Regions from separate parts of the Homo sapiens genome. Here region 1 is linked to region 2. A link is a contact called in ENCODE Hi-C or POLR2A ChIA-PET data. All regions are on one chromosome and are shown on one strand. Each heading gives the region's core, a stretch centred on a gene start or an enhancer-like site at or near the end of the contact. The rest is flanking DNA. Distances are from core to core; before and after follow the strand shown. Region 1 holds the start of SSU72-AS1 (SSU72 antisense RNA 1). Region 2 overlaps SLC35E2B (solute carrier family 35 member E2B).

The links. A loop is a pair of places that touch in the nucleus more often than their neighbours do. ChIA-PET counts read pairs that join two places held with the same protein, here RNA polymerase II (POLR2A). Pooled maps may share reads with other maps.
Region 1: a map of B cell shows a loop between it and region 2 (6-fold over the local background). The contact joins the promoter of SSU72-AS1 here to the enhancer-like site in region 2. A Hi-C loop is called at or near these places in 3 of 168 maps with a recorded cell type or tissue (B cell, CD14-positive monocyte and natural killer cell), 7 of 37 single-sample maps with no recorded cell type and 8 of 50 pooled maps. POLR2A ChIA-PET finds 5 or more read pairs at or near these places in 3 of 52 experiments (H1, activated B cell and activated CD4-positive, alpha-beta memory T cell).

The regions. Positions count from the first base shown.
Region 1 is chr1:1,572,497-1,577,556 of GRCh38, forward strand. SSU72-AS1 (SSU72 antisense RNA 1) reads left to right here and starts at 2,451. Exons shown (of 1, transcript NR_197593.1): 1 at 2,451-4,575. SSU72 (SSU72 homolog, RNA polymerase II CTD phosphatase) reads right to left here and starts at 2,367. Exons shown (of 5, transcript NM_014188.3): 1 at 1,982-2,367. The coding sequence starts at 2,061. RefSeq lists silencers at 1,851-1,930, 2,171-2,330, 3,990-4,159 and enhancers at 2,451-2,560, 2,571-2,640, 4,558-5,060.
Region 2 is chr1:1,675,835-1,680,169 of GRCh38, forward strand. SLC35E2B (solute carrier family 35 member E2B) reads right to left here. Exons shown (of 10, transcript NM_001290264.2): 3 at 544-1,012; 4 at 230-365. The coding sequence starts at 865. Among named protein-coding and RNA genes, the nearest start is that of SLC35E2B, 15 kb to the right of the region's middle. RefSeq lists an enhancer at 2,171-2,220. Within about 2 kb of position 3,062, at least 15 of the 41 ENCODE cell types and tissues checked have a DNase peak (open chromatin) inside an H3K27ac peak, as active enhancers do; they include B cell and natural killer cell, where a contact is called at or near this core.

The DNA of each region.
Region 1 (5,060 bases), core at 1,201-3,700, 100 kb before region 2:
CCCAGGCTGGAGTGCAGTGGCATGATCTCGGCTCAATGCAAGCTCCGCCTCCTGGGTTCATGCCATTCTCCTGCCTCAGCCTCCCGAGTAACTGGGACTGCAGGCGCCCGCCACCACGCCCGGCTAATTTTTTTGTATTTTCAGTAGAGACGGGGTTTCATCGTGTTAGCCAGGATAGTCTCAATCTCCTGACTTTGTGATCCGCCCATCTCGGCCTCCCAAGGTGCTAGGATTACAGGTGTGAGCCACTGCGCCCGGCCTACTCCATCTTTGTTATGCAGGTACAGCAGAAAATCTTGAACAAAGGATCACCAAGGAGAACCAGCAGAACCAGAAGGTCTCCAGCCCATTTGTTATTCCAATTAACAATAATTTTGTCTTGGGGGGGGGGGGGTGAGCCTTGCATTGTTTTGCTTAAATGTATCAAATTTTTACAGGTAACTGCAGTTTATAAATGAAGATCCAGCACAATGTAATTCTAGCACATTTCTAGTTTTAAAAACAACCTTTGGCCGGATGCGGTGGCTGACGCCTGTAATCCCAGCACTTTGGGAGGCCGAGGCGGGCAGATCACCTGAGGTCAGGAGTTTGAGATTAGCCTGGCCAGCATGGTGAAGCTCCGTCTCTACTAAAAATACAAAAAAAGCCGGGCGCAGTGGCTCACGCCTGTAATCCCAGCACTTTGGGAGGCCGAGCGGGCAGATCACGAGGTCATAAGATCAAGACCATCCTGGCTAAGATGATGAAACTCCGTCTCTACTAAAAATACAAAAAAAAAAAAAAATTAGCCGTGCCTGGTGGCCGGTGCCTGTAGTCCCAGCTACTCGGGAGGCTGAGGCAGGAGAATAGCTCGATCTCGGGAGGCACAAGTTGCAGTGAGCCGAGATCGCGCTACTGCACTCCAGTTTGGGCGACAGAGCAAGACTCTGTCTCAAAAAAAAAAAAAAAAAAAAAAAAAAAGAAAGAAAAGAATAAAGAGAAAGAATCAGCAGATCATGAACACTTGACACTGATTTTTGGGGGGTGTTTTTTGGTCTCCAACTCCTGACTTCAGGTGATCCGCGTGCGTCGGCCTCCCAAAGTGCGGGGACTACACGCGTGAGCCACCGTGCCTGGCCCACGTGACACTGTTAAAAACGGAAAAAAAAGGGGGACTGTTAATTTTCCCAAGTTGCTCAGGAAAGTTATAGCTGGACTGCGAGAAGAGAAGCGAAACACTGTTTTCATTTAAAGTTCACGTAGGTAACTTTGGAGGTAAAAAAGCCATTTCAACTTTCTTACTATCAAAGTTGACACATACCAAATTTTAACTGTAAGTCAAGTGGTCAGTTTCTCAGTTTGCTATGTGACTGAACAAAAAACTTGTTATCAAGCAGGAATAAACTTTCATTAGACATACGCTACGCAAGAGTCACAGGCGGCCAGTTAGCAGGGAATATAAACTAGCAGAGCCAAACCAAGTCCACGTTGTATTCCAGAAACTACCGGTTGGAGGCGTTCCAGGGAGGAAGAGAGGATCTTTCGCAAAAAAAAAAAAAGAAGAAGAAGTAGCAAACACACAAATCCATGGCATTAAAAAAAGAGACCGCTTTGTTATTTACAACATCGTGGTATGCCGTGATTGTGTTGCGCGCCGTTTCCAGGGAAGGTGGCCAACGACGCACACGAAATACCATGATCGGCCGCCGCCGCGCAGCCCCTCGCCGCGGACGCTACCCTCGCCCCCCGGGCCCGGCCTCGGAGAGCTCGAAGGACCACCGGACAGCGGGCGCCTCGTCCCGGAACCTGCCTTCCCTGTGATGCCCACCCGCGTGTGGACTACGCGCGCTGCCGTCCAGCTGCCATCCCAACCAGCCGACCCACGAGCGCGGCCCGGCCCGGCTTCCTCTCAGGGGTCCTGGCGCGGGCCAGGGGGAACCGGGGAGGAGGGAGGGCCGGTCGCCGGAGCAGAGCGCGCGGGGACAGGGTGGAGCCCAACTACCTGAGGATGTTGTGCGCCTCCATGCTCCGGTTCTGGTTGCTCGAGCACACCACCGCCACCCGCAGCGGGGACGACGGCATGGCGGCGGCCGCAAATCCCGCGGCTCTCCCGCTTGGGTTCCCACCCTACCGCGGCGCTTCCGCGCGAACAAAATGGCGGCCGCGGTGGCCGGAAGCGGGCGACGCGAAACGACGGCGCCGGCGGTGTAGCGTGCGGCGACTGCGCGGCGGCCTCCCCGCCCACCCTGGGCGCCGGGCCGCGGACGGAGCGCAGGCACTGGCCTTCGGGCGCGCTGCACTCGGCGAGGCCGGGGGCGGCCAACGCCGCGCCGGCCCCCGGCGTCCGCAGCAGAGACCCGCACTCCACAAGGCCCGGCTGAGCGTCACGGCGCCAAGCGGCGGCGTCCTGACATCAGCACCCCGCGCCGGCGCCTAGTGTGACGCGACGACGTGCGGAACAACAGGACGTCATAAGGTGTCGCCGCCGCCTTTGGGAGCGATGCGAAACGCCGCGCTTGCCGGAGATAGCATTGAGGGCCCTTCCGCGGCCCGGCGTTTCGTCTCTTGGGACGATTTTGTGCGTTCCCTCGGTCCCCGTGGGGCCCATAGTCCTCACTTCTGCCACCCCAGAGTCGTCGCGCTTCACTAGACCCGCTCCCTCCACTGTCCCGGAGGCCCACAGACATTCCCGCATTCTGAGGCTCGCTCCCGTCCCGTGCCGCTGTTACCGGCCTCCGGCCCCGGCTCATACAAGCAGGAGCACATCGCTCTTTTATGAAAGCCCTTCAACATTTAACGTTTAAATGCGAGGGCCGACCTGTGACAGACCTGGTTGGGAGTGCACGTCGACTAGGATCTTCCTCGCCTCGGGCTTCCTTGGAGAGGCCGCCGGCTGGTCTGAGATTTGGGTCCAGTTACAGTAAATCCAGTCAACGCGAGTGTGTCATTCCCCAGCTATGCCTGTCTGCCTGGATGCAGCCTCGCGGTGGACAGTGGGCTGATGTTTTGCCGTGGGAGCGCCACGGACGGGAGAGGGAGTGATAATGATTGTCAACCTAATAACAGGCTAACTGAAAATGATATTTATTTGGGAATAGGGCGTTGGCGAATATGCGTGCCATAGTAAACGATTTGCGCATTCAGGAAAGTAATGGTTTTTAAAGAAAAAATGAAGAGGAAGATAATGGTTTGGAAATAATTAACCTTGGCTACAAAGAACAGTAACAAGTGTACTCCCGGCCGGGCGCGGTGGCTCACGCCTGTAATCCCAGCACTTTGGGAGGCCGAGGCGGGCGGATCACGAGGTCGGGAGATCCAGACCGTCCTGCCTAACCCGGTGAAACCCCGTCTCTACTAAAAATACAAAAAATTAGCCGGGCGTGGTGGCGGGCGCCTGTAGTCCCAGCTACTCGGGAGGCTGAGGCAGGAGAATGGCGTGAACCCGGGAGGCGGAGCTTGTAGTGAGCCGAGATCGCGCCACTGCCCTCCAGCCTGGGCGACAGAGCCAGACTCCGTCTAAAAAAAAAAAAAAACAAGTGTACTCCCGTTCCAGGGTTGGACAGGCAGTTGCTGGGCAGCTGTCCTTGCTGAAGTATTTTTTGTGTAAGATTGCCTTAGTGCAAGGTTGTGGTTTTTGCAGAATCTTGTGATAGTTTTTCTTATTATTGATTCATGAGAATTCTCCATGGCCTTTCCCAGCTGTCTTTGTCAAGGTATTTTTTAAACATAAGTGAGTCCACTTTTATTTGACAACTTGGGTATTTTCCCCTTTTGATTGAGATCTTTCTCCAAATGCATCACTAATGAGTCATCCTGTAATTAGGTTTTGATAGTCCCCGTGCTGGGATGAACTTGTCCCAGATAGCTGGTCTGGTCCCACACTGGAGAGAGTGGCTGCTGGGAGTCATTGTCAAAACCCTTTTTTACCATATTTGAGCATCAAAGGAGGTTTGAAGGGTGTGGCTCTCAGGCTAAGTCTAACCTGGAGTCCATTATTAACTTCAACTTTTGTCACTTCTGTAGTCTTTCTATCATCTCAAAGTGCTGTGTCAGCATTATTCTGTTAGAAATTGTACTTGTAGCCGGGCGCGGTGGCTCACGTCCGTAATCCCAGCACTTTGGGAGGCCGAGGCGGGTGGAACACGAGGTCAAGAGATCGAGACCATCCTGGCCGACATGGTGAAACCCTGTCTCCACTACAAATACAAAAGTTAGCCGGATGTAGTGGTGCGCACTTGTAGTCCCAGCTACTCAGGAGGCTGAGGCAGGAGAATCACCTAAACCCAGGAGGCGGAGGTTGCTATGAGCTGAGATTGTGCCTATGCAGTTCACCCTGGCAACAGAGTGAGATTCCATCTCAAAAAAATAAAAAAAAAGAAATTGTCCTTTTGCAAAATATGGCAATGAATAAGTTTAAAAGGGGAAAATACAAGGTAAAATCAATAATAATATGACTATCCCAGTTTGCATATTGGTTTTGACCCATGAACCTAGGCTTAAAGGAAAGCAATTAAAAAGAAAAAAATTAGAAAACAAAAATAGAAAAATAGAGATTAAAGGAAGCCAATTGAATAAATAAAATGGCCATAGAAATTACACGAGACTTGTAACCATGTGCCTGTTTTCTTTCTGTGTGTAAATGGATCTCAGTGTTCCAGAGGAATTTACCCACATACAGCATATAGTATTGACATACTTATTTAATACCTTATTTAACCAATAGGTACTAAAGATCTCTTAGGTCAGGTTTTTGTGAAGTTACCAGCAGAAGCTATTGATTGTGAAATGTCAGTTATACCATTGATGGCAGTGGCAGCCTCTCTTGAGTGGCTGCTGGGAAGATGCTGGCTACAGCAGGGGAGGCTCAGCTGGGACTCTGTGCTCCACTGAGCATGTGGGAGCCCTGCCCCCTTCCAAGTTGGCAGGACAGGAGCCCCACCCTCCTGGGAGCAGCTGCATCTGCCCAGCCACGGCTGTGGACCCAGGTATCCCTGCAATCCCAGGGCTGGGAAGCCACCCCACCTGCCCCCGAAAGCTCAGAAGTGCCTCCAGCTGCTACCTGGCCTCTCCTGACTCCCGAC
Region 2 (4,335 bases), core at 1,812-4,311:
GGCACCCTGTCCTGAGACCACCAGCCCGGAAAGAAGCTGACTGAACACACGTGGCAGTGAGAGCCACGAAGCCACATTCATTTGGTGTCCTGAAATCTGGACAGCCCTGGTGCTTTTATAAAGTCTGCACTGAAAACTCACCAGCCAGCAGAGTCCCCGCTCTAGTAACGAGAGGGACTTTACATTTAAAGAAAAAGAGACACTCAACCAAAACCAGGAGATTCTTTACCTCATCAGACCCACAAACAGCATCGTCATAAGGAAGTTGGGTGGGTAGGAAAGCCGGGCCTTGTGCTGATACAAACAGCAAGGAACGAGGGTTTTCACACACCCGATAACCGTGGTGGACAGCATCTGCACCGCACCTGCGGGAGGGAGGGGGCCGAAGACAAGAGGGAGAATCACCCCTCCCATGCCTGCAGTGGGCTCCACCCCCGGCCTCCCATCCTGACCTGGGCTCCCCCGGCCCTCCCGGGTGGTTGCTGGCTGCTCCCTGTGGGGTGGCAGGTGGCCGGCTTCCACCCTGCCCGAGCCGCCGCCTACCTAGCATGCTGGGCTCGCCTCCCAGCAGGGACAGGATGTACTTGTTGAGGAAGAGCGTGCAGAAGCTGAAGAAGAACCACAGCGTGAGGTAGAGCAGCGCCCGCGAGCTCCACACACCCAAGTCTGACTCGATGACCGTGGTCTCCGTGATGGTGACGGTCAGTACGTTCTCATCTGTGCCGCCGTCGCTCTTGGCAAAAACAATCTTCTCACTTCGGTGACCAAACAGAGAGCCCCAGCTGAGAGGCGACCTGCCTTTCGGCTTCTCTTCGGAGCCAGGAACCAGCTCTTCCAGTGCTGGGGTTTTCACCGAGGACGACATGCTGAAGCCACAGCCACGAACGATTTTACCTCCAGGCTGGGCAGCATGGGTCACCGTGACCGCCCGGGGGTGGGGCCGCAGCAGGGACTCCGGGCGCCAGGAACGAGGCCACCAGGGCCTCTCCCAGGCAAAGCGCAGAAGCAGACGCTAAAATATTAAGAAAAGGAAACACATCACCCGTTTTGAACATTTAATGTCCTCAAAGGTTTCAACCACCAATTTAAAATCACTTTGAAAATGCAATTGGGCCGGGCACGGTGGCTCACACCTGTAATCCCAGCACTTTGGGAGGCCGAGGCAGGTGGATCACCTTAGGTCAGGAGTTCGAGACCACCCTGGCCAACATGACGAAACCCCGTCTCTACTAAAAATATAAAAACTAGCAGGGCATGGTGGCCGGCGCCTGTAATCCCAGCTACTCGGGAGGCTGAGGCAGAAGAATTGCTTGAACCCAGGAGACGGAGGTTGCAGTGAGCCGACATGATACCACTGCACTCCAGCCTCAGTGACAGAGTGAGACTCTGTCTCAAGAAAAGAAAAAAAGAAAATGCAATCGTTCACTGTCCAAAGATTTTTAGCAATTGAATCCCGTTTTTCTCTGCGCGTGTTGGCGGATCCTTGCTCTTGAGAGACGGTCTCCTGGCACACTTGACTGTCGTCCTGGCAGACCTGGGGCTGTGGGTCCTTCACGCCCTGCCTGGCAGCTGCACCTTCTCGATGGGCTTTGTGGCTGCCGCTGTCGGGTGCCCAGGACTAATTCCATGCTACTTTCTTTTTCCTTTTTTTTTTTTTTTTTGAGACGGAGTATTGCTCTGTCGCCCAGGCTGAAGTGCAGAGGCGTGATCTGGGCTCACTGCAAGCTCCGCCTCCCGGGTTCTCGCCATTCTCCTGCCTCAGGCTCCCGAGTAGCTGGGACGACAGGCGTCCGCCACCACGTCCGGCTAATTTTTTGTAATTTTTTTTTTTTTAGTAGAGACGGGTTTTCACCGTGTTAGCCAGGATGGTCTCGATCTCCTGACCTCGTGAACCGCCCACCTCGGCCTCCTAAAGTTCCATGCTACTTTCTAGACAGACTCCGTGGTATAAAACCACACTTACACCCGCTTCACGCTCAGGCGACTGTGGCTTCGGGGCGAGACACCCCCTCCCTTCCCACGAGCTCCAGGAAGGTCAGAACAGCCGTTTCCTCCTGAGGTCCAGTGGGAATCATCCCCCCAGCTGGGGCTTTGCACAGACGCCACTGTGACTCCGCAGCACCGAGACCCCACCTCCCCCAGGTCTCAATCCCAGCGCTCAGGCAGCCCGATTTCCTGTTTCTCACACCTGGGTTTCTCTTCCTGCTTCGGGGGAGGCTGTGCATCTGAAGGGGCGCCCATCCTGTCTCACCAAGGCGCTCTGGGAGCGTGTGGTGCCGGCCGTGCTGCCCGACCCAGTACCCCTCCTCGTCTCACTTCTCCCCCGGGAAACTGGGGTTCCCACCTCATTCGTGACCTCCTTCTGTGTTTATGTTTATGCACTTGCGTGCGTGCCATATGTATACATAAATATTCTGTGTTCACACTGAGGGACGCACGCCACCCCCTCCCCCATGAAGACCTCGCCTGGGTGCTCAGGCCGGCCTCTCCCCCAGCTCACCTGCCCAGCAGTGCTCAGAGGTGCCTGAAACTTGGCCTCCCCATACCCGGGAACAGGCGCTTCTGCCCTCTCCCCAGTGGCGGCAATGCCAGGGCCTCTGCAGCCTTCCTCTCTCTCCTCCCCTCCCCCTGCTGTGTGTGTCTGTGCACCCAGGTCTCCCCGTCTGCCCATCACACCGCCAGCTCAGTGCCACCCAGACGCTCCCAGGCCACCCATGTGTGCCCTGACCCCTCGGTGCACCAGGACAGCTGCCTCCAAGGGCACCCCAGGCCTCAGTGAGGAGAAGGCCGACCCCTCCACCAGTTCCCACAGCCTCGGAATAACAAAGGACTCATCCACTCCTCGGGCCACTGACAGTGCCAGATCTCCACAAAGACACCATTCCCTTCTTCCTGTTCAGCAGCACAGTCCCACTGCTTAGCCTGGGGTGACAACAAGCTGGGAGCTAAACCTCCATGGGCTGCAGCCTCCCTGGAGCTAGGACTGGCTGGGCCCTGAGCCAGGGAGCTAGGAGACTTTGTGCCAGTTTCCCGGACTGATGGGCCCTGGCTGGGGGTGGAGCAGCTACCTGGCTTTCCTGAGGTGAAAATCCAACAACAAAGGGTGCGGCAGAGCAAAAGGACAGAGCACTCGCGACAGGGCTCCGCAAGGCAGGGGTGGAGCTCATGGCAGGCGTGGATCTCACTCCCCACCTCACTAGGCCTCACGGCCCTTGACCTCTCCCTCCCACCTCGAAGGCTGCCCCCTGGCTGGGGACGCTGTCACAGCACCCGCTACACAGGCTCTGCCACCACCAGCGAGTTTCTAAAACCAAATTCATTTACATGGCAAGGAGGCCACGCTCAAGAAACCCCTCCAGGAGCAAGGAACAGCACGTGGGCTCGGGCGTGTGCAGACGACGCCAGTCACGTCCCACCTGACGTCGAGGCAAACCTGGAATTCAAAAGGCAAGCATCTCCCTCTTGCCAGAACAGTCTGTCCACTTAGCTTCCCTCTGAGAAACTCACAGCATCCCAGGCAAAACTGCTCCCCGCAATGAGGACCCCCATTCCCCTTCTCTGCTGACACTGTGCTCCAAGAAGCCTGTGGGACCCACACAAGCAGCCCAGTCCCCACCCTAATGTTTGCTCACAATTAGTGGAAACAAAAAAACAGAAATCACACTTCACTGACGCTGCCGTTCTCTGTACATCAAGAACTTAAGGTTCTGGGCCAGGCGCCGTGGCTCACACCTGGAATCCCAGCACTTTGGGAGGCCAAGGTGGGCGGATCACCTGAGCTCAGGAGTTCATGACCAGCCTGGCAAACACAGCAAAACCCCGTCTCTACTAAAAGTACAAAAAAAAAATCAGCCGGGTGTGGTGGCTGGCACCTGTAATCCCAGCTACTCGGGAGGCTGAGGCAGGAGAATCACTTGAACCTGGAAGGCAGAGCTTGCAGTGAGCTGAGATCGCGCCATTGCACCCCAGCCTGAGCAACAGAGCGAGACTCCCGTCAAAAAAAAAAAAAAAAAAAATGCTGGGCGCGATGGCTCACACCTGTAATCCCAGCACTTTGGGAGGCCGAGGAGGGTGGATCATGAGGTCAGGAGTTCAAGACCAGCCTGACCAACGTGGAGAAACCCCGTCTCTACTAAAAATACAAAATTAGCCGGGCGTAGTGGATGCCTGTAATCCCAGCTACTCAGGAGGCTGAGGCAGGAGAATCGCTTGAACCCGGGAGGCGGAGGTTGCGGTGAGCCGAGATCACACCGTTGTACTCCAGCCTGGGCAACAAGAGTGAAACTCCGTCTCAAAAAAAAAAAATTTTTTTTTAATGTAGCCGGGCATGGTGGT